Linked DNA regions of Homo sapiens: region 1 is linked to region 2. A link is an interaction called in ENCODE POLR2A ChIA-PET data of the cell type or tissue named here. Cell type or tissue: K562. All regions are shown on one strand. Links, peaks and the distances in the headings refer to the core of each region. The heading gives the core; the rest is flanking DNA.

Region 1 (15,422 bases), core at 4,707-12,706, 220 kb after region 2:
ACTTATAAGAAACTAAAAGGAGCAATATTAAACTTGGAACATGCAGATGTGCTCACTAAAGGTAGGGGCTATTGGTGTTACAGGTGACCATTAATCAATCCTTCAACCCAAGCCTCTTAGTTAATGGTATCTTTAAGCAAAGTGGGCTGCACTCTTAGGACATCTGGGCATTCTGAAGGCTTGGTGGGAGATGCTCTGTATGGTTATAAATACTCTGCATTTATAAGTGGTGGTCAGCTTGAGATGTGACTATTTTCGACCAGAAGTATTAACCTTATAAGCCTTGTGAGTGCTTAGTTACTCACTCAAGATGGAGTCCCTCTGTTCATGCATTATTAAACCAGAGGCCTGAAAAGCAGGGGTTTCTCTAACAGGAACATCTATTCATTTTAAGTTTCCTCCAAAACAACCCTTGTTGTTACAGAAATCATAGGCTCTCCTCTGACACCCATAGCCACCTACACATTCCTTCCAGAGCACATATGCTCTTTTCCCAAGATATAAGCCCTGGGTCTGGGGTGTTGTAGTGCGAAGATCTAATTGTCTTGCGGCTGCCCAAGACAACATTTCTGTCTGTAAGTTTCCCTAATAAATCACATAAAACCAACAAACTGGATTTGTCTGCCTCCTTCTTTGGTTTCTCTGCTCCTTCAGCTTTTTATGGCCTTTTCACGGAACAAGGCGGAAGCCAGAACGGGTGGATATGATGCTGCACCTGCTCTAGCCCTTTCTCCTCTCCACACTCCAGCAGATCACAAGCAGAAGACTTTCCTACCCTCCTACTTGGCAGGTACTTTCCTTATGTCATAGCCTCACTTTCCCTGCCGTATGGCATACATTAAATACCACTCTTACTGTTGCCAAGGTCTTGATTTTGAAATGTTAACTGAACTTTAAAAGTTTATAAAGCCTTTATTTCTTGGTAGTGTCAGGCTTTTTCAAGATGACTGTGTTTCTTGAGATTCAAACATCTTATTTTAGAAGTCAAAAGCTGCTTTTTTTTTTTTTTTTTTTTTTGAGACAGAGTCTTGCTCTGTCGCCCAGGCTGGAGTGCAGTGGCATGATCTCAGCTCACTGCAACCTCTGCCTCCTGGGTTCAAGTGATTCTCCTCCCTCAGCCTCCCAAGTAGCTGGGATTACAGGTGCCCACCACCACATCCAGATAATTTTTGTATTTTTAGTGGAGACGGGGTTTCACCATATTGACCAGGCTGGTCTCGATCTCCTAACCTTGTGATCTGCCCGCCCCGGTCTCCCAAAGTGCTGGGATTACAGTCACGAACCACCGCACCCAGCCTAGCTTTTTCTTTTTAATTTCTGACATCACAGTTCTATTTATCCTTTGATGCTGATAGATGCTTCTGACTGACCAAGGAGAAGGTCCCATAAGAGAAATGCAAAAAATATATATATATATTTTGAGACGGAGTCTCACTCTGTCACCCAGGCTGGAGTGCAGTGGTATGATCTTGGCTCACCACAACCTCCGCCTCCCAGGTTCAAGCGATTCTCCTTCCTCAGCCTCCCAAGTAGCTGGGACTACAGGTGCAAGCTACCACGTTCAGCTAATTTTTGTATTTTTAGTTGAGGTGGAGTTTCACCATGTTGGCCAGGCTGGTCTCAAACTCCTGACCTCAGGTGATCCATTCGCCTTGGCCTCCCAAAGTGCTGGGATTAAAGGTGTGAGCCACCGAGCCTGGCCAAGAAATGCAAAAATATTAACATGTTTTTGAAAGTTATAATCTCCCTTATGTTATTTGCCTTGGAGCTGCCAACCCTTTCATTCATATTGTCTTTCTATAGTCCACATTCTTTCCTGGAAGGTCAGAAGGTCAGATCTCAATTTGGAAATATAAATAGGTAGGAATATAAATAATAAGGGTCCTAAATTTGAGTTTCAAACATGAGAAACTGGCAAATGGAACTGAATGTGCAATTTTGATATGACATCATAGATAACAGGAATTGTGAAAAATCTTATAGTAGTTTGGCAGAACCTAACAGCTTAACTCTTTATAGCCCATTGAACTTCCAAGTTCCTGAAACTCTCATGGTTTCAGATGCTGGGCTTCTGTTGTCTGTACATACTAAGTGGTAGGAGGCTACCTGAAGCCTGCTCCAACTGAGCTGACACTGATGATTAATGTGGTATTTAGTCTGTGGCCCAAAGCTTAGGACATTCATCTAGAACAGTGATTCTCAACTCGGAGTGTTCCTCCCTACCACTTCAACATTTGGCAATGTCTGGAGACATTTTTGTTTGTCACAACTAGGAAGTTGCTACTGGCCTCTAGTGGGTAGAGGCCAGGAATGCTGCTAAACATCCTACAATGCACAGTGCAGCCTACTCACAACAAAAAATGTATCCAATTATCCAATGTCAATATTGCTGAGGTTGAGAAACCCTGGTACAGAAAATTCTATTGGCCCTGGGCACTTCGCACCAAATCACTGTTTCCACCTTGGTCCAGGCCATGTCTTTTCCGGGGTTACCACAGTAGCCTCCTGAATAGTGTCCTTCTTCTGTCTCTGCTCTCCACAGTCTAGTCTTTTTCTTTTTAAAAAATACTTATTTAAGGCCGGGCATAGTGGCTCATGCCTGTAATCACAGCCCTTTGGGAGGCCGAGGTGGGCAGATCACGAGGTCAGGAGTTCGAGACCAGCCAGGACAATATGGTGAAACCCCGTCTCTACTAAAAATACAAAAATTATCCGGGAATGGTGGTGTGTGCCTGTGATCCCAGCTACTCAGCAGGCTGAGGCAGGAGAATCATTTGAACCCGGGAGGTAGAGGTTGCAGTGAACTGAGATCGCATCACTGCACTCCAGCCTGGGTGACAGAGCAAGACTCCGTCTAAAAAAAAAAAAAAAAAAGAAAAAAAGAAAGAAAAAAACTTATTTAAAATTTAATTTAATTTTTTATTTATATACAGTAATGTTCACCATGTTTAGTGTACAGATCTATGAGTTTTCACAGATGTATAGAGGTCATGTAACTGTAATCACAATCAAGATACAGAAGGGCAGCTCAGTTTTCAAAGTCTCTACTTTGCTTTCTGAGTCAGCTTCTTTGATTCAGCCTGCTTAGGTCAGAGTCAGACAGTAAAGGAGAAAAAAAAGAACTAGAAAATTTGGGTGTCATTCTAGTCATTCTACAAGTTTTGACTTCCTGTGGTGCAAGCCCTGAAGTTAGGATCTAATATTATGTGCTGTCTTGACATCTGGTGAAATTGGGAAAGGCTTAACCTCAAGTTCCTTTCTCCACTCCGCTCCCATGGATAAAGTCCCCTAGCCAAACAGCCCTCCTTATCAGGAGTACCAGGCACGGTGTCTGCTTATCCCTGAGTAGTGGGTTTCAGTTCCCTGCCAGCCCACAGGATTATTTAAACAAGCCCATCACTTCCTACTGCAGGAACCAAAGAGCTGTAGAGGAGGGAAAAATAGCTTCCCTTTACCCTTCTAGGTTCTTTGGCTGGCCTCAAATTAAATTGACATGCAACAGATTAACAAGAGAAAAGCCATAATTAATAATGGATGTACGCATGAGAATCCCACAAAATATGAGACTCGAAGAAGAGTCAGATGATTGAAGCTTATATAGCATCCTGAGCTACAGAAAGGAACAGTGACTCGGGGCTTCTGAGGGGTGATAATGATATAAGTTATGGAAAAGCGAGGAGAGGAAATTTTGCTGAATAAATGTTGTCTTGTTATACAGATAAAAAGTCCCTTGGGTAAAAAAAGTTGTCTTAAAGCAGCCTTCAAAAACATAGGTGATAGTCTGTCTGGGCATGGGTCAACCTCTAGTCTCCTCCACTGCAATCCAAGTTCATCTTCCCTGGTTGATATGGTTAATAAGATTCCCAGAAAGGGGATTCTTGACAATCGAATTCCTTTTGGAGGATTCATCTTCAGGCAGATTGGAGGATGCTTCGAGAAAGCCTCTGCCTGCAACTCTTGTTCCCCACGTGTCCTCAGTTCAAAGTAATCTGCATACCAAAGCATCATATTTGGGGGTGGCATTCCCTGAACTCCTTTGGAGTATCCCACCCTCTTGAGTATCCCACTCACTACAAAGCCTGGTTCCACAGCTCCTGATTGTTCATTCCGTTCCCAAGTGCAGCACCCTTGGGCCATGCTGTGTCCTCTTCCCCTTTGCTGGAAGTATATAAGACCAATAAACTGCTGTTGATCTCACCTGTCCAGTGTCAGGTGGGGTGTGTTCAGCCATCCCCATAACCCTAGGGTGGACAAAGTCCTTGTGATCACTTAAGGAGGCTCTACGTGATCCAGCCCTCCAATCCCAATATGACCTCATGTCCTCCTACAACTCACCCCCAGCTCATTCTGCTCCAGTCATTTGACTATCTTCTTGTTCCCTAAAACAACATACACGCTTCTGTCTTATGGCCTTGGCAGTGCAGTTCCCTCTGCATAGGATGTTCCTCCAGATATCCACATGGCTAATTCCCACAGTTTCAAAATCTCTCTCTCTCTCTTTTTTTTTTTTTTTTTTTTCGAGACATGGTCTTTCTCTGTCACTCAGGCTGGAGTGCAGTGGCACAGTCTTGGCTTACTGCAAGCAGCCTCGACCTCCTGGGGTCAAGCAGTCCTCCCACCTCAGCCTTCTGAGTAGCTGGAACTACAGCCACACACCACCATGCTGAGATAATTTTGTTCGTTTTTTTTGTAGAGACAGAGTCTAACAATGTTGCCCAGGCTGATCTCAAACACCTGGACTCAAGGGATCCTGCTGCCTTGGCCTCCCTAAGTGCTGGGATTACAGGCATGAGCCATCGCACCCAGTCCCCCCTTTTTTATTCTCAGTTTCAAATATTTGCTCAGACATGACCTTCCTGGTGAGGACTACAACTATCCTATTTAAAATAGCAAATCCCTCCTTCTTTGCACTCCCAACCTCCCTTTTCCTATTTTTTCTCCCATAGCACTAATCACCTTCTAACATACAATATTGCTTACTACGCTCTTGTCTGTCACTTCCTCATTTCCACTAGAATGTTACTTCCAGGAGAAAAGGGCTTTGGACCTTAGCATCCAGGAAGGATACATAATAGGCCCTCAAAAACTATTTGTTGGCTGGGCACGGTGGCTCATGCCTGCAATCCCAGCACTTTGGGAGGCCAAGGCAGGTGGATCACTTGGGCTCACAAGTTCGAGACCAGCCTGAGCAACATGGTGAAACCCTGTCTCTACTAAAAATACAAAAAAATTAGCTGGGAGTGGTGGCATATGCCTATAATCTCAGCTACTCAGGAGGCTGAGGTGGGAGGATCACTTGAGTCTAGGAGGCGAAGGTTGCAGTGAGCTGAGATCACGCCACTGCACTCCAGCCTGGGCAACAAAGCCAGACCTTGTCTCAAAACAAAACAAAAACAAAACAAAGCAAAACAAAACAAAACAAAAAAACTATTTGTTGAACTAATGAATGTGTGGGAATATGTAAAGAAAATTGTGAAAAGAAAATAAAATTTCAGGACTTTCCAAATTTATTATGCCAAAAAGAAAAGCTCAGCCCTGGAAACTGAGTCACATAACACAGCTGTTTTTCTTCTTTAGTGCGTGACTGTTGCTTCCTGACCTTTGTGTTGAGTTGTTATACATTGACCAGAATCCCTATTCTTCATTCAAACCTAGACTAAATGACGTTGGAGATAGACACCTTTGTGATTTTTACCTCTTTCCAATAGAATGTGAAGGAACCCCTTTAGAGAGTAATCAGTAGTAGCCAATCAAATCTTATGTCTGTATGTTACCCTTTTTATGGAACATGTTATAATTCTGTTCAGCATGTCAATTTTTGCCTAGGCAAACAATCTTCACTTTCCCCACATAGGAGAACTACTCACCATTCTTCGGTGTCTGTGTGCCCATGGACAGTCTGTTACCCTCATACCTTGCACTCGAATAAACTCTTAACTGGATCCTGATCTTTTACATTATTTTAGGTTGACAATACAAACATACCAGCAAGGCTGCTAATTCAGAGAATGAAGAACTTAGAAAAGTTCAAGCCGGAAATGATTAATCTAATTCTGATCTTTCCCCAGTTTTTAATTAGAATACTCCTTTTCTTTCTACCCTGATCTTGTCTTACGTCAAATCTTTTCGTGAGATAAAGCACATTTTGGTGAACTCGACATGGCTTAATACTGATGGATTCTTGTGTTTGTTACAGAGGTGAGCTAGGGCTATTTCCATGGCAGAAAAGTGCTGGAAAACATTCTGGAACTTGCTCCTTACCCTACAATAACCCAAGCCAGAATGGCATTCCCAAACCTCATTGTAAATAAAAATATGTTTTTCTGATTAAATATATTCTATAGACTGAGTGCAAATAGTCTATATTCATTTCACTCCTCTCATATACTAAATCACATTTTCATCAATTTGGCCTCATTGTGAATACATCAGTCTCTGCAGCCTGTTTTGGGTCTGTATGAGACCAGCCATTTTATAGCTTATACTGTTTGGAAAACTTCTGTTTTTTTTTTGAGACGGAGTCTTGCTCTGTCCCCCAGGCTGGAGTGCAGTGGCGCAATCTCGGCTCACTGCAAGCTCCGCCTCCCGGGTTCATGCCATTTTCCTGCCTTAGTCTCCACAGTAGCGGAGACTACAGGCACCTGCCACTGCGCCTGGCTAATTTTTTGTATTTTTAGTAGAGATGGGGTTTCACCGTGTTAGCCAGGATGGTCTTGATCTCCTGACCTCGTGATCCGCCTGCCTCGGCCTCCCAAAGTGCTGGGATTACAGGTGTGAGCCACCGTGCCTGGCCTGGAAAACATTAAAAAAAAAACAAAAACAGAAGGAAAAGGGTGTTTGAGCCAAGAGGAAACTTCCCCTTTGCCCTCTGAAGTTTTGCTGAAAAATCAACTGACAAAAGGCAAATTAATTGGAGATAGGCTATATAAATGTATTTAATATTGCCTAATAAAAAAGCCCCACCAGCTCTTTTCAGAGGTTGAGTCAGGGAATTCTCTGTCTGTCTCGTGCTGCCTCCATTATGCCTGGACATAAACTCCAATGAAGCCTTGTCTGGGGAAACTATTTTGGCCTCATGTCAATTCCTACTGCATTGAGAGCCCCAAAACTCGTGGTCAGTAACATATTCTTTGGGGACTCATCCAAGATCACAGGACGTGGAGAGCCTTTCTCTATCTGAGAGGGTGACTTGTGAGGTGACGGGACTGCTGGAAAAGATCCCTTTATGGCTGACAAGCAGCTGCCTGAAGTTTTGATTCAGTGTCACCGCAATGGGTGAGTCTTTCTCCAGCCTCCTGGAACTCCTCACCTTCCCCACACAGACGATGCCTTTCTCCCTTCCCTTTCCTCCCTCTGTCTCCTTTCCTCTTCCTATCTTTTCTGTCACTCAGGGCGCTTTGCCTCTCCTCTCCTAATCCTTACTGGTTTGGGTTGCTTGAATAGACATCTATGAGGGACGGGTTGAAACAGCCTCCCTAGTTTACTGGTCTGGGTCACCTGAATAGCCACCCATGCAGGAAGGATGAAAACAGTTGACTATCCAGGTCTGATTAACTCAGCCGGCATTGGGACAGGTCACATCCCTCCCTGGCCTAAGTTGTTGTTGGCTCAAATCCCAAGAAAAAAATTCTCTCTCTCTCTTTTCCTCTCTCCCTCTCTGGCACCCTGAACTTTGATCCTGTAACTATTTGAAACCCCTCATTATGTCACTTCCCTAGGCCTGTAATCTTTTAGAGTTTCTGTCTGTACAAATGTATAGTCCTGTCGGTTTGGGGAGACTGCCTGAGACACAGTGCTGGGGACGCCCATCTAGTCTTCAGGAAGGCACCAGGGATGCCTGGGTGCGACTGCCAGTATTGGTTCTCTGCATAACAGGAAAAGTTCAGAGTTCAAATGGTTAACCTGCAACTATAGAGATAAGTAAACTTAACTTCATAAATTTAAATTTGAGAGGCTTTCGCCTATGGTTCCATAAAACAGAAAAGATGATTTTCTTTTGTAGGCATCTTGGCCCCCACAGGTATGGCACAGAGAGCAGGGTCACCTGAGCCATTCAGAGAAAGATAACCCAAACCTCTGGCATGCCTGTAAAAGGGTAAGGATTACTTACTAGCCAGGCTTCTGGCCTCCCTCTCTCTGTGCAAACCAGTTAAGTGAATAGTGAAAATCATTGTTTGTCTCCTCTGCAAGGTTTTAATTAATGGGAACAGGGATTTGTGTGACAAGTTTTAGATTGTAGTGAATCTGGTGTACTTTGAGCTGTGAATTTGTCTTTCTATGTAATTCTATCAAGGAGAAGCATACCACAGGATAGAACGCAGGCTTAGGACTTATAAAAGCCTGCTGCTTTCAGCAGCCTGGCAAACTGGTTAGTTACAAACTTTGCTGTGGATCCCTGAACAAAAAGTGGATGAGGTTTCCCTCTCATCTTGTTTTATGTCCTTAGGAGCATGACCTTGTTACCATATGGGGATACTCTCTCGTGGTCTCTTCCATCCAGAGGGCAGGAATTATCAGGTTCATATCAGGAGGCCAGTCTGAAAGGACCAGGAGGTTGAGATGAGTCAGCACACTCTTGGTCCGAAGGTGTCAAGGCCTGGGGTGAGTTTTGTCTTAAGATGTCCCATCCCTATGGGGCTTTTGTCATCTTTTGCTATTTTAAGCTCATTTCTGAGAGTTAATTCTTGGGGACCATGAAGATGCCTCCTTTACCATCTCTCTAGAAATACCTTTAGCTTATATAGTTAAAAAAAAAAAAAAAACAAAACCTGAAAGATTACCATCTGGGCTCTAAAAGGCTTTTGAATTGAGTGTCTATCAGAACTGAGTACACCATTAAGAGAAAAAGAACTTTAGAGATCGCGTATTCTTAACAATTTTTCAAAAAGATTTAAATTAAAAGAAGAATGTATAATAATGTCATGATTAGCCTTAAAAATCATGTCAAGCAGTGGCCAGGCGTGGTGGCTTGTGCCTGTAATCCTAGCACTTTGGAAGGCCGAGGGGGACGGATCATGAGGTCAGGAGATTGAGACCATCCTGACTAACACGGTGAAACCCCGTCTCTACTAAAAAATACAAAAATATTAGCTGGGCGTGGTGGCGGGCGCCTGTAGTCCCAACTACTTGGGAGGCTGAGGCTGAGGCGAAAATGGCGTGAACCCAGGAGGCGGAGCTTGCAGTGAGCCAAGATCGCACCACTGGACTCTAGCCTGGGGGACAGAGCAAGACTCTCTCCCAAAAAAAAAAAAAAAAAAAAAAAAAAAAATTGTGTCAAGCAGTTAAAATCCTGTGTAGGCTTGAAAATGACTGCTCTAGTCTCCTTCAGAGAAGAGCATGGTAACAACCCCATGCGTTAGCTCAGTAGCTAGGGCTTTCCCCCTTCACTAGGGGCTGCCTGGGTTCATATTCCCAGGGAATTAATCTTTTCTGGTTTGTTATTTGTGTGATCTTTGCTATTTATTGATTCTTTTCCCCTCCATAAACAACTTCTGACTTTCTGTCTTGAATTTTCCTTTCTCTAAGCTACCTTTGGGGAGATTCTAAATCATGTAAAAACCACTTGACATCTCTTTGAAGACACCTCATACACTCGTGGTTAAGTCATAGCTTTAGTTAAGGCTTATTGGTTTCACTAGGGAAAATACCTTTGCAGGGACTGGAGAAGGGGGAGTAGGGGGTGGGGGACATATACATATATATGAAAGGTTTAAAAGACAGAGGTGACCGGGCATGGTGGCTCATGCCTGTAATCCCAGCACTTTGGGAGGCCGAGGTGGGTGGATCACTTGAGGCCAGGAGTTCCAGACCAGCCTGACCAACATGGCGAAACCCCATCTCTACAAAAATACAAAAACTTAGCTGGGCGTGGTGACGTGCACCTATAATCCCAGCTACTCAGAAACTGAGGCAGGAGAATCGCTTGAGCCCAGGAGGCAGAGATTGCAGTGAACCAAGATCACGCCACTGCACTCCAGCCTGGGCAACAGAGTGAGAGACTCCTTCTCAAAAAGTATACTTATATTTTAAAATCTTTTGTTATCTGGGACAAACAGCTGACACCTCTGGCTTTTTTTTTTTTTTTTTTTGAGACAGAGTCTCACTCTGTCACCCAGGCCGGAGTGCAATGGCATGATCTCGGCTCACTGCAACCTAAGCCTCCAAGGTTCAAGTGATTCTTCTGCCTCATTTTCCTAAGTAGCTGGGACTAAAGGTGCATGCCACCATGTCCAGCTAATTTTTGTATTTTTAGTAGAGACAGGGTGTTACCATGTTGGCCAGGCTGGTCTCCAACTCCTGGGCTCAAGTGATCTGCCCGCCTGGGCTTCCCAAAGTGCTGGGATTACAGGCATCAGCCACCACATCTAGCCAAGTTTTTTGTTTTGTTTTGTTTTTAAGAGTTCTATGGTTAAAAGTCAACTAATTTTATAAGGCTTTTAGGCTTTTTTCTCTTCTTAGGTCTTGTTTTTTGGGGGAAAAAAAGTGTTTTTTTCCTTCTCAGTTGACTGAATCATTTCTCCATTTACTTCTGTCTTCTTGCCACCCTGTACGTCCACAAGAGATGACCTAAGGTAATTTCTGACAGCCTGGGACTTCTTGGGAGAAACATGGGAGGTGCCACCGACCCTGTTTTGGGAGAAAATTTTGTTGTCCTCGTGGAACCCCAAGAATTGTAAGCAGACAGTTTCCTTTTAAAATCGAAGGCTTTGCTCTGTTTTGCATTGTGTTACCTGACCTGTTTTACTTTTGGGGACATCAAAAATTATTTTGCTTTGTGAGAAAACTTTTAGCTTTTGTATGTAATAGCTAGGTAGGAAATACACTTTTAGGGATGGCTAATGACAGTTGCTTACAGTGAACAGTTATTATTACAAGGTAATACTCCTTTCTTTGCACATTTAGATGAGAAAAACAGGCTCTTGTGCACCTGGAAAGTATGAAATGTGAGATGGGCTGATTACAGAGCTCGCTGATAGGCATTTGGTTATCCAGCAGCTTCAGAAAATGTCCTTACAATGAAATACACTGTGGGCCGGGCACGGTGGCTCAGGCCTGTAATCCCAACACTTTGGGAGGCCGAGGTGGGCGGATCACTTGAGGTCAGGAGTTGACCAGCCTAGCCAACATGGTGAAACCCCGCCTCTACTAAAAATACAAAAAAATTAGCCGAGCATGGTGGCATGAGCCTGTAATCCCAGTTACTAGGGAGGCTGAGGCAGGAGAACCACTTGAACCTGGGAGGTGGAGGTTGCAGTGAGCCAAGACTGCGCCGCTGCACTCCAGCCTGGGCAACAGAGGGAGATTTTGTCTCAAAACAAACAAACAAACAAAACAAAACAAAACAAAACAAAAAACAATGAAATACATTGTGAAAGCATTACACTGTCGCATCCTGTAGTGGTTTCTTCTTTTTGAGAACCTAAAATTTGGTATAAAAATGAGCTCCTTGGCTTCTGGGGTTCTGTTCTGCCTTTCATCTGTGCCCTAATAGGTCTAAGACCTATTAGGTCTTAGAAACTGCATGCTTTCTGGGCCCTGTTCCTTAAAAGGCTCCACTCTAAATCCAGTAATCCAACTTTAAAAATTTACATCTTTAAGGAAATCTTGATGTGTAAGAATGTCTGCTTTTCCTGGCCATCTTAACTTTTAGTCAGGCCATTTTTTCTTGGTTTGAGTAAAATGTGAATTCTGTATCTTGTTTACCTGAGTTGTCTTTTGAAAAATGCAAATTTAGAGTTGCCTAGCTGACAACTGTTTAAGGCAGAAAACAGGTAATCAAGACACTGATAGTCTAAAATGGGAAAGAAAAACTTACCTGGCAAATGAAAAATGTATAACCCTACCAGACCTGCTTCTGCCTGTCTGTGTCTGTGCTTATATGCAGTGTGTGTAATGTTTATATAAAAGAGCTCTCATCAATTGGCTTGAAGAAAATTCAGTGCTTAAATAAAATATTTGGTCAAAAAAAAGCTTTAATGGATTTTAGTCCACATTATTTTAGTAATCTTTGGTACAGTTTTACAAATTATTAATAAAACATCTTCAAAATTTAGGTATTTGATCTAAATTAGGCAGGTCAGATACTGTCTTTACTAGATGCTTTAAAGTCATGATACTGTCTTTACTAGATGTTTAAAGTCATGAACTCCTCTCGCTACAGGTAGTTAGACAGGCATGGGTGGGGCAGGAGAGGGCTCTCCCCCACCCACTAGGAACTTGGAGTGATGGTTTGACAATTATCACATTGCCTCTTAAAAGTGATAAATTGGGAGCTGATGCCAGGGAGAGACTATTTCCTAATGGTCCCCACCTGTTCCACTAAAGTGTTAACCGAATGCGGGTGCCAGGGAGAAACAACTTCCTAGGCACGCCCATTAAGAGACAGAATGGCGGCCAGGCACGGTAGCTCACGCCTGTAATCCCAGCTACTCGGGAGGCTGAGGCAGAAGAATCATTTGAACCAGGCAGTCGGAGGTTGCAGTGACCTGAGATGGCGCCACTGCACTTCTGCCTGGCGACAGAGCCAGACTCCATCTCAAAAAAAAAAAAAAAAAAAGAGACAAAATGTTAAGAGTATTACTTTGGGAGGAGGGGGGACTCCCCCGGAAAAGGGAAGAAAGCCTCAGATGGGCATGTACACAACATCCTAAGCAAACCGTGTGTGCGCACTTCCCAGGGGTAAGGGGGACACTGTGGGTGTAGGCAGCCCACCCTAAGGGAAGAATCGTGGGAAAGGAGCCAGCCTGTAAAGGCCCTAGGATCAAGGTTGAACACTGCTTGGCCTTCTTCCAAGTTGTACCTACCTTCTTTTCTTTTCTTTCCTCACTGTTCTAAAGCTTTTTAATAAAATTTCACTCCTGCTCTGAAACTTGCCTCGGTTTCTACTTCTGTCTCTGCCCCTCAGTCGAATTCTTTCTTCTGGTCTTGGCCTCCCAAAGTGCTGGAACTACAGGCTTGAGCCACCTCACTTGGTCTGTTATTTTGTTTTGATCCTTTTCAAAAGGCAGTTTATAATCAGCTATAAGACTGGATACTCTTAAATATAGTTCTCTGATCACTTTGGAGAGTGGGTCATTAGAATAGAGGGAAAAACTTCCAGGGCTCTCTTGGAGAGCTAAGGTGTCAAATATCAAGAGCAGAAGTTAATTACGTGGACTGAACTAATAAAAGATTAAAACAATCATTTTATGACTTTTTGCTTGAACTGTTGCTGATCCTTTTGATTTTTGGAGTCAAGAAAACTTTTTTTTTCTTTTGAGCTTTTTACGGCTTTTAACAATTGAGTAAGGTATAATCCTGTGAACAAAAATTGAAGCATATTTCTTTTTTTTTTTTTTTTTTTGAGATGGAGTATCGCTCTGTCACCCAGGCTGGAGTGCAGTGGCACAATCTCTGCTCACTGCAAGCCCCACCTCCCAGGTTCACACCATTCTCCTGCCTCAGCCTCCCCAGTAGCTGGGACTATGGGTGCCTGCCACCACGCCCGAGCATATTTCTTTCTATCTGACTTCTCCAGAATTTGGAAACTATTCCTGAGTATTCTTAACTTATGGCAATACAGTTATTTGCATAATTATTTGCATAATTGCAATAAGAATCTGTTTCTTTGATAACAGAACACAATTGGAAACACTGGTTATTTTACCAAGGCTTTCACTGAAATGACATGCTTTCAAATATAAATAGACTAGGGAATCAAAGTTGACTTATAGAGCCCATAAGAGTCCTTTAGGAAAACTGGCCTCATAGTCTATGCAGTCCCTATACAGAGTTCCCAATCTGTGGTATGTACAGAATGTCACTTTCTTTTTATTTTTTATTATATTTATTTATTTTGAGACAGGGTCTTACTCTGTCACCCAGTCACTGCAACCTCCACCTCCCAGGCTTATGCAATTCTCCCACTTCAGCCTCCTGAGTATCTGGGACCACAGGTGCACACCACCATGCCCCACTATTTTTTTGTAATTTTTGTAGAGACAGGGTTTCACCATGTTGCCCATGCTGGTCTCGAATTCCTGGGCTCAAGTGATCTGCCCGCCTTGGCCTCCCAAAGTGCTGGGATTACAAGTGTGAGCCACTGCACTCATCCAAGAATGTCACTTTCTAACAGGCCCAGAAGCTCCAAGTTATCCTGGGATGTCCAGAGGAGAGGAATTCACCCAGTTTATACAGGTATTTGCAGCCCAGCCTGCTCAAGGCTTTAAAAAGTCTCATCTGAGATTCCTTATGGAAAAAGTTCCAACAAAGCCAATTTAAAAGATAATTATTCTTGCTGCACTTTATACACATAATAAGGCCAAGTATAATAAAACTAAAACTTATTTTACAAATTGGTCCTACCTTGATTCGTCTCTGATAAAAATGAGAGACTGGAGAGAGAAATATTATAATACACCTGCTGGTAGACTCTAGTCTTGTCTGTTGTGTTTGAGTATTTTTAAAATATTATTTTCTGCTGGGTGTGGTGGCTCATGCGTCTAATCCCAGCACTTTGGGAGGCTGAGGTGGGCAGATCACTAAGGTCAGGAGTTCAAGATCAACCTGGCCAACATGGTGAAACCCCTTCTCTACTAAAAATACAAAAAAAATTAGACAGGTATGGTGGCATACACCTGTAGTCCCAGCTACTTGGGAGGCTGAGGCATGAGAGTCGCTTGAACATGGGAAGTGGAGGCTGCAGTGAACTGAGATCAAGCCACTGCACTCCAGTCTGGGCGACAGAGTGAGACTCTGTCTCAAAAAATAAATAAAAATAAAATATTATTTTCTACAATTTGGATTTGATCTTAAAACCTTTCTGGGCTACAAGTCTCCAAAATAATGTTTTCAAATTTTTCTCCCATTTTTCTGACTTATACTCAATAGAATTCCTACTACCTTTTTTTCTGAGGCCCTGCAAGCTGAAGCTTATTTCTTGTGATACAAGCAAGAAGAACATGTCACATTGCCACTGCCTTCCTCCTCTGTAACTAAAGATGCTTTGAGTCTAACATCTGGATAGATTATACCAACCATTAACGTTTGTTTTTCTTCTGTTTCCATAGAAATGCCTCTTATTAAAAGTCTGTTGCCTTATATTTCAGACAACAGGAGACTATTCACTTAGATTCCAAATGGCATCTAATCTCTTCCTACAATCATTATTAAACTGAGCTTAAGCATTTTATTAGTTATCACTGGGTGCTATTTGGCTTTTAAAATAATTATTTGTTATATTCAATAGGGGTACAGTTGTTAAAGTTTATGTCTTCCAGGCTTCAACTATTCCAAGTCCCTTCAAGTCTGTAGAACAGTCGGTGAGAGATTTCCATGCCCCCCGGGGTTAAGCAGGGATGACAACCCTGTTCAGCAGGAAGTAGCTTTAGAAGATAAGATCTTTGGCCCTTTCTCCTTAAGAATAAGGAAGGTAAAATCTTATA
Region 2 (15,422 bases), core at 4,929-12,928:
ATTGTACTGCTGTTTTCCCAAATGCAACCCAAAGACCCACCTGTGAGGCCCACTGTTCCCAGTCCTTTGGCCTCCAAAGAGGCCGCAGGAGAGTGCACACAATATCATCAGCTACCATTTGACAGTGCCGACTATGTGTCGGCTTCTTGGCTAAATGTGTAAACATGTTGTTCCATTTAATCCTCATTTAATGCTCTCTGAAGCAGATTCTACCATTACCCTCTTCCCACCCCCATTTCACAGATAGCAAGCTGAGGTGCAGAGGATAGCTGACTTGTCAAAGCTCAGACAGCTGAGCAGTGGAAAGAGCCAGAGTTCAAAATCCAAGGTTCTCTCACTTGCAAGCCTGTGTTCTTAGCCTGACACCGTGTTGCTTCTCATGGCAGAAAGAACTCTGGGCTTAGCTACTGACCCTGACTCTGAACAATCGATATTCAAAATCCTGAACAAGTCCACTAGCTTTTCAGGGCCTCAGTATGCTCATCTGGAAAATAGTTACAATAATGGTAATACCTTATTCCACCTACCTACCGGGGTTGCTGTGGGGGTCCTATGAATAGATGCGTCCTGCATTATTCCTTCCTTCCTTCCTTCCTTCCTTCCTTCCTTCCTTCCTTCCATCCATCCATCCATCCAATATTTGCTGAGCATCTGCCTGGTGTTGGGCATATGCTAAGCACTAGGAAGGATGACAATGAAGGCCAACTAAAATGATGTATGGGAAGATGCTTTATGAAATGAAAAAATGCTAATTGTTAACTTCCCAGAGAGTTAAGCTAACCTCATTTATTCACTCATGTAATGAACAGTGAGCATCTCTCTGCATAGGTACTGTATTAGTCGCTAGGGATACTGATGCCAAAAAGAGCATTCATAAAAAACAAGGCTGCACAGATGCAAACAGTATTTTCTATCATTTATTAAGCCATCACCTTCTATCATTCAGAAACACGCAGAAGCTAGAAGCCGCAAGGCAGTGTTAATATTCTAAGTAACACTTTCCATGAAGGTGAAGAATTGCTGAAGGATGTAAAAATTTTAGGTCATTTCAATTTCAATTAATTTGCCACAGTATTTCTAGGACTAATGAAAGTTTTTGAGGAGGTGGTAATGCACCAGGACCAAGATGCCTCTCTGAATCCTCCATTTTAGAGGGACAGTATCAGGGGATCTATATGAAAGTCAAAAAAACTATTCTTGCTTCTGTGGTAAACATATTGTTTCCCTGTCTGCAAGTTGGCTATTCCATGCAATCATTTACAATTCATGGCTCTGAGTAGCATAAAGATTCCCTATAACTAAATTAGAAATCACCTGCCCAACCACATGGAAAGCATCTCTTTTTCATTTGGGCTTTCCCCAAATGGTGCACAAAGCTTACGGTTCTGCTGTTCTGTGGGTGTTCTGAGGGCAGGGTAGGCAAGCATCTACACAAAAAATCAAACCAGAATCTTTCAAATTCAAATTAAATGCTGGAGGAGCAGCAGACCTAAGAGAAACACCTAGATGGGTTTTTTTTTTTTCTATTTAAAAATATAAGATAACCATAATGTCTCTCTGAACGAAAAGCTGTGCTTCAAGAATGGTTCTCCCAGAAATGAACACTGACTCACAAGGTACCAGATGGGGTTGGTATAGAGCTTTTCATTCTTGAGTCAGGCTGTCAAGGTAATTGGCAGAGAGCAATGCCGACATTTTATTGAAAGTAGAAGTTGTTGCTATTGTTTATGTGTCCAATAGAGTTCGTCCTGAGGGAATTTAAATGATGGTGCTACATTTCTTGATCTCTTCCTCCAAGAACATTACTTTCAGAAGACTGGAAGGTATAGGTAACACTGCAATTTGTCTCCCTCATGTATTTACCCCCGAGTTAACTCAAAATCCCAGAACTTTAAAACAGGAAGAAACATTAAATACATGATTAGATGAATATCATCTAATCCACTCCCCTTGCTATTTTATCAGTTAAGGAATCAAAGACCTAGAGAGATCTGGCAATTGCCCAAGGTCACTTAACAAAGTTGATGTTGACGCTAAGACTTAGAACCCTAATGTTTTTGGTCTTCATCCGTCACAGCATATCAATGGTCATTAGTTTTCGTATCAGTATCTTTTTGACAAAGAAGGGTAAAAAAATAAAGTCTGTGATCTAAAGTAGATAATTCCTCATTTAACACCAGAGCTATGCATTGCAGGACCCAAATGTTGAGGCCTATAGATTTGTACAACAGCTTGAACAGCATAAACACAGCAGGAAGTAGGACATCAAATAAACAACTGTATGCCAGTGGGGTTGTTCCAGAACCAAAGCTGTCACATCTTCACTCTGGGCTGGGATTTTCCAGGTCTGGGCACTCTGAATACCTATCCTTCTCATATTAGCTGTCCACCACCTGAGACATATTATGGGACCTTCTCATTTTTGCCTAACTGGTCAGAGGGACTGCCACCATTGATGTGAAGTATTGTTTATGGACTGGAAAAAGCAACATCTTCTTCAGCCAAAGCTGAAGTCGCCATGAAAGACTTATTTCACCATTAATACTTAATCTTTTTAATCAGTTTAGGTTGTATTTATTTCTGTGATTTTTATTATGAAAATATATTTATGCAGAGGTTTACAAATGGGATATTTATATGTAGACTGCTAGAAGCCATCATTTATCTACAAAATGCTATAATACAGTGTCCAATTTGTCATTTAAAAAGACTGGGCATTTTCACAAGGATGTCACTATTTCTAAGACCTAGGCCCTAGAGATAGTTATTTATTATTTGCTGGCACTTTAGAACTAAGCAGAACAGCAGAATCTCTTATTTTAGAGCCTCAAAAAAACTTCAGGGATCATTTAATTAATCTTTCCATTCTCTCCAGCCTAGTTTCTGGATAAGACAATGGAAACCGAGAGAAGGAAAGTGACAGGCTAAAGGTACCATTGCCAATGAGAAGAACTGAGCTCTAGTTCTAGTCTTCTTCCATGTGGCAACGTGATCTTCAGGCAGCCCCTTACCTTCCAAATGCAGCCCTCATTTTAACTATTAGAAATAGGCAACATCCTATTGATAATGAGAGTTATGGTGGGAAGATTACTATCAAGAAAAGTAAGAGCTTGAAGAGGAAGCTCTTGAGAGGTAAAAGCATTTCAGACACTCCCCATTAAAGATTTCTATTTAAGAGAGACAGATTTATCCCCACTTAAAATCAATGGCTCTAAGTAGCATAAAGTTTGGTTTCATTATCTAACCCTCAAAATTGAAATAATTGTGGATAAGATAGTTACTATTTATTGGGGCGTAGGGACTACACAAAGAGATCTAAATACATGCCATTCATTGATGTGCACATTCACTCATTTATTCATTCAACAAGCATTTATTGAACATCTACAATATGCCAGCCAGAGTTTTAGACAATGGAATGCTATGGTGAACAAGACCAGGTTCCTGACCTCTTAGAATTTATATTCTAGTGGGGGAGATAGATAATAAACAAGTAGACAATTAAAATAGACTGCCAATTTATGCGAATGTTATCTCTGTTCCTTCTGAAAACTCACAAAAATGACAGCAAAGGCACAAACTCACGAGGACAAAGAATGCAGGAGAGAAGATGACAGGAAATGAAAAGGTTATCAGCAGACCACTTGAAGTCAACAAACTGTTGTAAGCTGGAAGACAGAAGGACATGAGGGAACTGGCTCAGAAGACCTGAGAAAGGTGGTGTGTGTGCCCATAGCAAGGGAAAACATGGCAATTTATGTGGTAGAACTTCCATGAAGCTCAGGACTTGGAGAGCAGGTACCTCTGAAGGCAGGGGTGCAGGGAGGGGCTGGAAATTGGTGGTTTGGGGAACCTGGTGCTAAGCCATTCATAGACAACCTGTTTTTGCATTGGGTTTCACGTGCAGAAAAAAAAATAGGTTTGTTAGAATTTATGTTTAAGGTACAGAGAGATCCTCAGATTCTCCCTTCTACCCTGCTCAGCAAGGCAACTGTCATCTTAGCACCTTACTCCTAACAGGCCCTAGGACCCTCGCAGTAAGGCTTATATCCCTCAGGAGGAGGCTGGTAATGGGTTTCTTTAATGGTAATGGGCTAGTCCATGAGAAAAGAATTGCAGATGGTGATATATGTGAGTCCCACAAAAACAGCCAGGTTAGGTTCCTATCTGATCTCTCTGTGGTGAAATCTACACACATAAGGTTCTAGGTCCCTTCCTCTTAAATAAAAGGAAAGTAAGAATCAACAGATAACTGAGGAATGCTTCTTATTTGAGACAGAGTCCAACACAAACAGAAGAGAAAAAACTCCAAGAAACACAGGCAATATTGGGAGCAGAAGAGAACTCCAAAAATCAAATGTGATATCTTCAGAGACATTAGAAAAGATTTGGCAGCTATGAAACAAGAACAGAATGCAATACAAAAAGGAACCTTAAAAAGACAAAAAAGAACTCTCGGAATTTGAAAATATGATAGCAGAGATCTAAAATTACATAGTATGTTTGAAAGATCAAGTTATATGAATCACCTGGTGAGTAGAACAGAAAGATTAAAAGTAAAACAAAATAGGAGAAGAAACATTAAGGAGATTAGAAGATCAATAGAGAGGAGCTATTATCTAATCTGAAATTCTTTAAAGAGCGAGGAAGAAAATTAATGAGAGGAAATTATTTTGAAAATTCAAGAAAATTTTCTAGAGCTGCAGAAGCAAATATTTTAGACTAGGAAAGCTAGACTGAGGGTAACTAACACAGATGGGAGTAGGAGAATAGAAGGATGTCTTCAAGAAAAAGACTGTATGTAAACCCAGAGAGGACTTTCACAACCGCTTATGGGTGGCACTTAGTACTCCTTTTTAAGTTGATGAAATCAAGGCCAAGAGAGGTTAAGCTATTTCTCCAAGGTCACACAGGTAGTAATCAGTGGAACTGGGACTCAAACCCAGGTCAGTCTCACGCCACCATGTGTGCTCTGAACCACAGCTTGATATTGCCCAAGACCGTTCTGGACTTTGATTCTGCCATTCAGTATACTAGCAACCCTGCCAGATCTGTGCCATGAACACATGTTCTGGAATGAAACAGTGTGTCACAAAGAAGGGAATGTTGAGAAATAAGGGGTCATTTGTCCTAATTCTCCCTTCAATCCTAGAAACCAGGCCGCCTCCATTGCTAGATTTGGGAGTTGTGGATCAGAGCTGGAACAATTTGGGAAAGTCAGACTCAACTTTGAATGATAGGACTTGAAGAAAAGCAAACTTCTCCAGCACCAAAGGAAGCCTTCAAGTCTACTCTGTCACGGGCTTAGGGCTGTGATTCCCAATGGGACCCTCATGACCGTCATGGACCCATTTTAGACTTGGCAGTGGGGTCTACACAATTGTGTAGACTTGGCAGTGGGGTTCTTTAAGTTGAAGATAAATCTGGGTGTCAAGCAGGTTGCCTTTCCTCTAGAGTTCTGATAGCCCAGCCAAAGCCCCATTCAAATCCTTGTCAGTCTGGAGGATTCCAAAAGGCTGAGTCTAAGCTGGCTGTTCTACAAGAAGGAAGGGGAATGGGGAAAGGCGTTCCTTTGAACCCTTCTTTCCCAAAGTCAGGATTCTTTTTTTTCTTTTTTTTTTTTTGAGATGGAGTTTCGCTCTGTCACCCAGGCTAGAGTGCAATGGTATGATCTCAGCTTACTGCAACCTCTGCCTCCTGGGTTCAAGCGATTCTCCTGCTTCAGCCTTCCAAGTAGCTGGGATTACAGGTGCCCGCCACACGCCCAGCTGATTTTTGTAGTTTTAGTACAGATGGGGTTTCACCATGTTGGCCAGGCTGGTCTCAAACCCCTGAACTCAGGTGATCTGCCTGCCTTGGCCTCCCAAAGTGCTGGGATTACAGGCGTAAGCTACTGTGCCTGGCCCAAAGTCAGGATTCTTAAGGGAACTCTCCAGGACATGCTTCGTTTCTCTCAGTCTGTGTCATTTAGGGTGGCAGAATGGTCTCACAGGGTTAACATCTCTGGAAGTAAACCATTTACCCAATATGATGTAGTGGAGTTAGAAAAAACAACAACAACAACAACAACAAAAAACCCAAAAAAACTAGCCTGCAGGCAAAAGCAATCTGGGTCAAAGAGTTTCAGCAGGCCTTTTACTAAGAGTCACACTATTTTGAGAGTACAGCTCTTGAGTGTATAAAGCTTCTTGCTCCTAAGCCATTGCTGGGGCAGCCAAAAACACAAAGCCCTGGTTAAGGAGAGGAACATATCCTTTCTTTCTTGGCCACTTTGTGGCTATTCTTCCAGTAGTGAAGCCTCAAGAAGTAAACATGAAATCTTTCCTTGCTCTGTTCTTTAAGAAAAAGCATTCATTCCTTGTGTTGACCTTTCTAAAAAGTTTGTTTATGCAACTGCAAAAGAGTGGAAGGCAGCTCACACGCAGACATGCAGACGTGAATGGAGAGATGGTCACGAGTGTGACCCCAGCTCTATCCCAGTTGAGTGCTTAAAGAGCTTTTCTCTGGGCAACTGCTTCTCTAGCACCCCATAATTAGCCTGGTCTCTGAATTGCATATAGATTGAGTGGCTGGGGGAAGAGGAGCAAGAGAATAGCTCTAGAAGCAAATAAAAATTATGCAGCTGTCTCTAGCAAGAAAAAGAGAGAATCACCAACAGAAAATTGGGAAAGAACTGTGACCATACACAGCTTTAAATTCTCTTTCACAAATCTCATAGATTGAGCAAAAAAAAAAAAAAAAACCTTCAAGCAACATATTTGCTTGCAAGACATCTCCTTTTTCTGAGTATTGACAATACTCATTCCTGAACAACAGCGAGGTCTGCAAAGATGCTTACCTTGAATTTAGGATCTGTAGTTCAGATCCACTTTCAGGGACTGCCTAGCCTCAATCACGTTGTCAGTCTCATACCCAAAGTAGAGACACTCTTGGGCATCAAGGACTCTCAGACTTTGAACTTTAGCCACAATATTTTGAGATTCCAGGTGAATTTAGAGCTACATTGCCAAAAGTAAACAAATCTATAAATGTGGTCATTTTTACCCAGAGATGTCATTATGGACTTTTAGATTAATACTTGGATGTAACATTGTGTTGGGGTATTAACATTATGCTGCTAAATCTAGCAGAATGAATAACAACATCATAGGCATGAAAAAAATTTCTTTCTTTTTTTTTTTTTTTTGAGACAGGGTCTTGCTCTGTAGTCCAGGCTGGAGTGCAGTGGTGCAATCATAGCTCACTGCAGCTCAAATTCCTGGGCTCAAGCGATCCTTCTGCCTCAGCCTCCCAAGGAGCTGGGACCACAGGTGTAAGCCATCACACCTGGCTAATTTTTTATTTTTTTGTAGAGATAGGGGTCTAGCTATGTTGCCCAGGCTGGTCTTGAACTCCTGCACTCAGGCAATCCTCCCCGCTCGGCCTCCCAAAATGTTGGGATGACAGGTGTGGGCCATTGCCAAAATAATTTCTTGAATAATGATGAACATATGTGAACAACACCCTTTCTCACAATGTAGCTCCCTAAGGCCTCATGACTACACCCAAATTCTCCCAACTTTGCAAGCATGCTGCAGTCTTGAGCATTCTCCCAACACATGCATTGGATGCAGACCCAGGGCAATATTCTGGCCAAATCATCATGTCAATGTCTCTCCTCAGCAAGTTCTCTAACTCCTGATGTATCTGGGAAGCCTACATCCTCTGCATTTAGAAGCACCACTGAGAGGGGCATTGTAGCTGCCACCTGCCCTGCCCCGCAACTTCATATAAATGTGACTTGTTAAAAACAACACAAGCCACTTAAATAATCCAAACATACAATCAGAGAAGAAGAAAAAAACATGAATACTTAATACTTAAATAATCCCAACATACAATCAGAGAAGACTGTTAGACACATTGCCAAAAAAATCATCTACAGAAATCTTTTCAGTATTTGTTTTCAATACTTTATATTCACTTTGTTAGAGACCCTCAGGAACTGAGGACCTTACCCCCATTTAAGAGTTCCGGCAAATGAAGACTAACGAGCAACTAAGAAAATTCATATCCTGAATCATAGTTTTACTCAATGGGAAAATAATTTGATTTAAAAAAAGGTTGCTTCAACAACTTTTTGGAAATATACCCACTGTGTAAAATGAGACACCTCTGTAATATGTGTTTTGTCTCCTATGTTTCACCTGGGTACTAACAAGAGATACAGAGAGTATATTCAATTTCTTAATACTATGTACCCTCTCGTCAGCCCTTGTCTTCTGAGAAAGTTTAATTTCTAGGCTCTGTAGGACAGTGTTGGGTGCTCTACCTATCGATCGAGGCCTCTCAAGAACCTGGAGCTGAGGAATACATGTCTGACTTTGTTTTGACTTGGGTATAGCAAAAGTTGTTTGTTTTTTAACCGAAAATGGGTAGTTTTTGAGACAGGGCAAAAGCTGAGTGTCCCTGCTTCCACTGTGAAAATATTTGACTTATTGGTACTTGAATAAGACCAGTAACATGCTAAATATTTATCAGATCTCTTAAAACAAAGAGCCTTCGAATAGTCCACTTTTCTTCCAAAAGAATCTGTCTTGATGAAACCACAATCATCAAGCAAGAATGGCTTTCAAGTGGCCTGTGATTCAGGTGCCAAGCAACAGAACTTGGTGATCCTCTGATTTTTTTTTCTTTAGAATCCACATTTATAACTGTAGCATGCTCCTGAAGTTTCATCATCACCATGACCTTAAACCAGTATTATTTTTGCCAATTTTCTTTTCTTTCTATATGGCAGAGACTAAGGAACTCATGATACTGTGTTTCCTATTAATAAACTCTAATACGTTTCTAAATTATCAGATCACCCCTTATTTAGCATTATTATTCCAGGCTGAATCATTTTGCTTTTTATTTTAGGCTATCTTCTTTTTCCCCTCTTTCTTCACTAATATCCTCATGTATTTCTCATTTTATATATTTTTAATAGGTAATACATGACATTAATATGGTGCTTACTTCAAAGAGCAGGATGATAAATAATTCCCCCACCCTGTCCACCAGACTTCCCTTCACACTCCAGGTAGCAGTTACTGATTTTTTCACATTCTTTTTTAAAATTAGGGGGACCAAAACCGTATTAGATTTTTCACGTAGTATGTAGTTAATGCTGAATACAGCAGGAGGCTCTCTTCCTGGCTTTGTCACATCCCACTTCTCCTAGACATTTCACTCTCCTCCCCCACCCAGCCCAAAATGAGTACTATCGACTCATCAGCAGCACTCTCTGAGTTGAAGATTCTACTTTGGAAGCAAAGAATAAAAGTGCTAAGAAGGAGCCTTAGGGGTCATCCAACCCCAAACTTTCATAAAGAAGTGAGAATCCCCGTGAGTTTAAGATCACACTCTGAGTTGGAAGTGAATTCACTATGGCAATTTTTTTTTTCTTTCAAATACTCTGCCCTCTTGGGACTGGTCACACTTCCCTGGCCTGAATGTGTGTACAGAGCCTCATTTGTTCCTATTAAATCCTATTCTGTTACTTAAGGATAATTTTTAAAAGTGTGAATAATATTCTTATAATTATTACTAATTTAAAAAACTATTCCTATTCATAATGGATCCCAAAGAAGCAACATCAACACAATTTTACCTTACTCTTTATTATTTTAAAATCTGGTCCACTTTAAAGTATTTAGTAATATATATCACTAGAACAATCCTTAAGGGAATAATGGTATTTGTGGAAGGCTGGCTCTTTGTAGAACTGATTCAAAGTATCTTGATTTCAATTTAGCATAATGGGATAGCTTTGTCATAGGGCTTCCCCAGAGATCCTATTCCATCATAGTTTACTGCAGAGGCTGGGCTTGTGGAAGAAGCACCCTTACTATTACCAGCAGTAATAACGACAACAATAAGGGCTATCCTACTGGCAAGTGCTTTACACACATTTCTCATTTAATCCTCACAACCACCCTTAAATGCTCTCTTAACTCATCTTCACTTAACCAACTTTCTGGACCAACCACTACTCTCCATTCCCTTTAAACTACTTACTGATGCTCATGGCTTACTGACTCCCCTAGCACTGTAATTTACTTGTGCCCTTCTGCTCCCACCAGCTGACTTGTAGGTGTACCAAGGGTCAAACAGGTTGTTCCCAAGCCTGTTTATGCCAGTTGTACTTACTGTAAATATGTAATTTTAAAACACATCACAGAAACAATGACACACAAGTTATAAAGTTAACTGCAAAAAAACTTAAATGCTTTAGAAATATTCATTATTTTTGCTTAAAAATCTACTGTTGAATTCAGTGTGAGTGAGAAAACTATAAGCTAAATTGTAAAAAGAAAAACTAGAATCTAGAGAGTCTATGCTCTGATGTTTTTGCAAATGCCTTTAAATTCCTGCTCCATTTTAAAGAAATCAAAGACAGTAACGTATTAAGGGTATGATTTATGCAGGAAAGACATAGAGCAACCTGTCAGGTACCCTCTTCTTAGAGAAAAGGCTATCATGCTATACGAAAGGCTGAAAATGGATATAGATATTTATGTTTTAAGATAAAATTATACATTTAAAGTCTTATTTGTTATGATTCCCTTCTTTAAACAGCTAGTACAATGAATGCATCAACTACCTATCTGGATCAAGTCAATGAAGAAGCCTTCTACTGAAATTTATTCTCATTTTATAGATGAGGAAAGGAGGCTTAGAGGTCAAGTAACTTGTCCATAACTATACCTCTAGTTATTGGAAAAACTGGACTTTAAAACCAACTTGTCTGACTTCAAAGTTGTTCTTAATCAAGACTGCCTCATTGTTTATGTACCAACTTGAATCTCTCAAACACTATTCACAGCCTTATAATTAATTCCCTTTATATAGCAATGTCTTACTGTGCAAAGCAGAAGACTAAAGCATAAAGTAATCCATTATAAATCTTTTAGCTCCATATGGGTTTTGCTGGGCTTTTCCAAAAGGATGCATCTCAGAAAGGCTGGCTGTGAAACAAATCTCTAAAGCAAACCCTGTGCTCCCATTGGCTTCACTGTCTAGCTCTAGCCATGGAATTTGTCTGTGGAAATGGTCCAAAGTTTTAGCAAGGAATGACTACCCTGGAGTATGTTGGGAGTTTTAGCCTTCCTCCAACCCACAAAAATCCTTTATAGCATTTTCCAGATTTTGGAGCCCCCTGCTCACCTGGCTTCCTCATCTCCACACCCTGCTCTTAACTGACTGATACCTGAGATTTCCTGAGAATGTATTTTACCTAATAGAATGTTGAGAGCTGGGGTGGGGATGGGAGATGGCCGGAATGAGATTTAGTGTTTAACAGTTAGAAAATATACCCTAGATTGACAATAGTTGATGGCACTAACATTTACCCTCACCTCGGTACCTAAGACCGTGAAATTCAAAGGTTTAATTTTTTGAAATTAAAGATATCAAAGATATGTGTAAGCTACAGTCATGAGACATCTTTCTTTAGTGTAGCCTGAGTTTACTCGGGAAATCTTAAAAGAAAAAAAAATCAGTAAATGCAAATTTAAAAGTTTTCCTGTCTGTTTGTAGAACAGCTATAGTTAGTCTATGACTCTAAATCTTGTGAAATAACAGAAATCATAAGACTACAGGGCTCAAAAAGGGTCTTACAGAAGCCATCCTGTTCATCTCCCCTTTCCTCCTCCCCTCTTCCAGGCTAGTCCAACTTAAGCCATTTATTCCAGCCAGAATCCATCCTATTTTTAAAGTCTGGTGGGGAATGAGAACACAACTGTCTTCCTCTGTAGCTCATCTAGTGTTTAATAACCCTCACTGTCACTGAAGTCTAAAAAAATCTTCCTGGATGGGGGATGGAGAGCACAGCCTCATGACCCAAGGTGCATGCAGCCCATGGAGGTCTCTGGCTTTTTCCAGGCAGAGGGATCTCCAACACATGATCAACTAGCAGGCTTCTCGCCCACTACAGCATTTTTCTGATCATTCCTCCCCAAGCCTTGGAAAACAGACACTAGGCATGATGAGGAAAAACACAGTCCGGTAAAAACCCTGGACTCTTGGAAACAGGAGAAGGATCAGCCGGTGGCAACATCGAGTCCTCTGAGATATCACTGAGTCATGTTTACAATGTAGTATGTATTAGGAAGGCCAGTGCCATACTAAAAAAAGTTTCCCCCAAAGGGGAAGGAAGCTAAAGCTAAAAATATACCATGCCAGCTGTTATAAATGCTTCTCAAAGAAAGCAAACCAACTCTTTCATTAGTTACCTCTTTGAAGAGCAAATGAGGGGTTAAGGAAATAATGGAATTTTTCAGTTACATGCCAGGTTGGCTAGATTTTTGGGAGGAAGAAATTTTCCACCGAGAAAGAAAGTCTGCTGGTAAAAGGCAAAATAATTCCATGAAAGATTTCAAAGGAACTCCAGACTACAACAGTGGCTCCAAAGGCTTTGGGTGGGGATGACCTGCAGCCTGCAAGATAGAATCAGGGTCCCCAGGCTTCACCCTTCCTTTTTAGGTTCCAAGAGGCCATTTGCAAAGGCCTCTTTCCTTGCCAGACCCATCTAGAGCTGAGCTGCCTGGTGTCTCTCCCTCTCTTGAATATCTGTGTTCTGATGGTTCTCACAGGCTGACTGAAATGCACTTGAAGCGGTTTGTGGCCTTGTGAAAAAAGGTGAAGGGCAAAAGGAAGAGGAAGGACTTCATGAGCAAAACAAGTACCTTTGAAATCGCTGACTCTTGCCGCATTAGGGGCTGAGAGAAATGGAGGTTTTTTTCCCGTAGCAGATCAGGGGCTCCTAAGGGAGCCACTTTCCCTGAGATTCACTCCTACTCGTCCTCCACTTTGCTTGCAGAAGTTGTTTAGTTTCAGATGTTGGCTCTATGAGGCCTAGCAGCCATCCTTTCCATAAATGCAAGGACTTCCTCTACCCCTCAGGAAGACCAAGAACAAGGACCAAACCAATGTCCTCCCCCGAACCCCTCCAAAATCCAGGCACTGAATATCCCAAGTAATTTTTGTTTTTTAACTTTTAATTTTGACGTAATTATAGATTTACAAGAAATTGCAGAAATACTACCCAGAGACGTCTCATGTACCCATCACCCAGCTTCCCCCAAGGTGACATCTTACGTATCAATAGTGCATTATCAAAATCAGAAGCTTGACATTAATGCAATACAACTAACTAGACTACAGGCCTTATTCAGATCTCAGCTGTTTTTACGATCACTAGTTTTTTTGGGTATACATTTGTAACTATGGCAGTTCATCACATGTATAAATTCATGTAACTATCTCTATAATCAAGGTATGTTTTTAAAAGTCTGTTAGTATTGAAACTGATTTGGTCAAATAAGTCAAAAAGGAGCAAGAGTAACAATAAATGTCACTAAGGTGATTATGACAGAAGGCTAAATGATCAATATTATCACCAAATATTTAGTGAATTCCTAGGGACATTTTCTTGTTTATTTTGGAAATTCATTATTTTCATGAACATGTGCCTAGTGAGCTCAGGAATTTATTAAGTCCCTACTGTTCAGCAAACATTTATGGCAGGGTGGGCAGACAAGCTTCAGCTCACATGCCATCTCTTATTGAATTATAGTGGTTGCCTAGAGGGGCATATTGAGGATGATTCAGAGGCCACATCTGGGCTTAGCAAGAGACGGCCATCGTCCAACAAGGTGCTCTGCCACTGCAGCTGAATCTGTGCCAGGAATTTGACATTTCCAAAATTTCTGTGACTTTTTGAGCCACACATTATCCCAGGTGCTGGGAAATACGGATAAAGAAGATACAACCCCTATCCCCAAGGAGCTCACAGTCGGGAAGGATAGGTGAACATGGCGACCAAAAACTGACACAAAATGCTAAGAGCTGACACCGAGTTGTGTGGATCGGTGCAAAGACTGCTCCCTGCTTCAGAGAGTCACAGAGATGGGGCAATTCAGGCAGGGTCTCATACCTGTGGGCTGTGGAGACCACGGAAGCTGGAGGGTCTGTATGGGGCCAAATCCAGGGTCAGAGAAAAGCAAGAGTCTACTAGCTACTCATTCAAATTCTGAGGATAGGATTAGGAGGGAGAGGCAAGTAATAACATCGATTTCCAGGGGCCTCACTGCCTAGGTTCACATCCCAGCTGAACTACTTAGTAGGTCTGTGATGTTGGTCACATTACCTAACCTTTCTGTGCTCCAGTTCCCTTAGCTGTTAAATGGGGATAACAATAATACCCACCATCATGAGGTTATGAGGATTCAATGAGTTAATATTTATGTAAAGGGTTTTAAACAGTACCCAATATATAGTAAACACTATGTAGGTGTGTGCTATCATTGTTAATTTACTTTTTATCTTCTATGGTACCAAACACATCATTTTTATCATCAGAAAAAAATCAAGATTAATAAAATAAATACTAAGATTCCACAATGTGCCATGAATCTGTAGAAGTGGACAGATTAAATGGAGCATTTTGGCATAATTTAGGTATCCAAAGTTTCTGAGTTCTTACCTCATGTTGGGCTAACAAAGGCCAGCATGCTTTCAAATCCAAATGTCAATAATGCAAAGAAAAGTCAAGTGTTGCAATTATTTGAATAAAAACAAGTTTCATTTGTAGCTGTAGCACAGAGATTTCTTCCAGGTCCAGGTCCACCAGGGAAGAACAGACAAGGGTCAGAAAGGCAGTTTGGGGCAACTGAGGTAGCACTGACAACCACACAGGGGAATTCTGTAGGCTCTTAAGAAAGCCAGGAAATACTTATTCTTTGCCTGAATGGTTTACTTTTCTTCTATAACAGACCTTAGACAGGAAGCAAACCTAGAGATGCTAATCCGGGTTCTATCTGCCTATATTTGGAATTAATTGCTCTTGATGGGTGAAACAAAGTTGACCAAGCCTTGTGTAAGGTTTGTCACAGCCAATACCTTGATCCTGTCTGGTCCTACAGGCTCGTGGTGAAGAACACACACATTCTTGTTCTTAGTCAGCATACCCTTGAGTGGCCTTACTAGAACAAGGTGCTAAAAAAATACATTCTTCTCTTTCTTTTGAAGTGCTCTGATGTCATCCAAAAGGCTGCATAACAGATTTTTCAACCTATCCCAACCCACTCTTCCCTTATCTCATGGTAGAAAAGGTCCTTGAGATGTCACTTGACTTAACCTCTGCAACCAATAAAAGATACTCTTGCCTCTCGATGAATGAAAATACGTAGATTCTCATTAGATTAGGACTTAGGTTTTGGCTCCTACTCATCCTTATTCTAATCCTGTCCTTCAAAACTCTGTGTAACTATAGCACCTATTTTTTTCTTTTCTTCTGTTTTTTGTTTGTTTGTTTGTTTGTTTTTGAGACAGAGGCTTATTCTGTCACCCAGACTGAAGTGCAGTGGTGTGATCTCGGGTCACTGCAACCTCTACCT

Evidence for each region. Peaks named below come from ENCODE experiments on the same cell type or tissue, not always from the same donor. Only the 100,000 strongest peaks of a DNase experiment are listed, where the experiment ranks them.
Region 1: POLR2A ChIA-PET joins it to region 2 with 5 read pairs; 4 of 35 experiments call an interaction of 5 or more read pairs at or near these places.

The regions. Positions count from the first base shown.
Region 1 is chr14:54,490,560-54,505,981 of GRCh38, reverse strand. No RefSeq gene overlaps it. Among named protein-coding and RNA genes, the nearest start is that of GMFB, 9.3 kb to the right of the region's middle. In K562, for the core only: no CTCF peak of the experiment used is centred there; a DNase peak (open chromatin) is centred at 8,571.
Region 2 is chr14:54,709,205-54,724,626 of GRCh38, reverse strand. All of the region lies in intron 3 of SAMD4A (sterile alpha motif domain containing 4A), which reads right to left. Among named protein-coding and RNA genes, the nearest start is that of SAMD4A-AS1, 29 kb to the right of the region's middle. RefSeq lists a silencer at 14,990-15,039. In K562, for the core only: a CTCF peak has its summit at 9,162; a DNase peak (open chromatin) is centred at 9,211.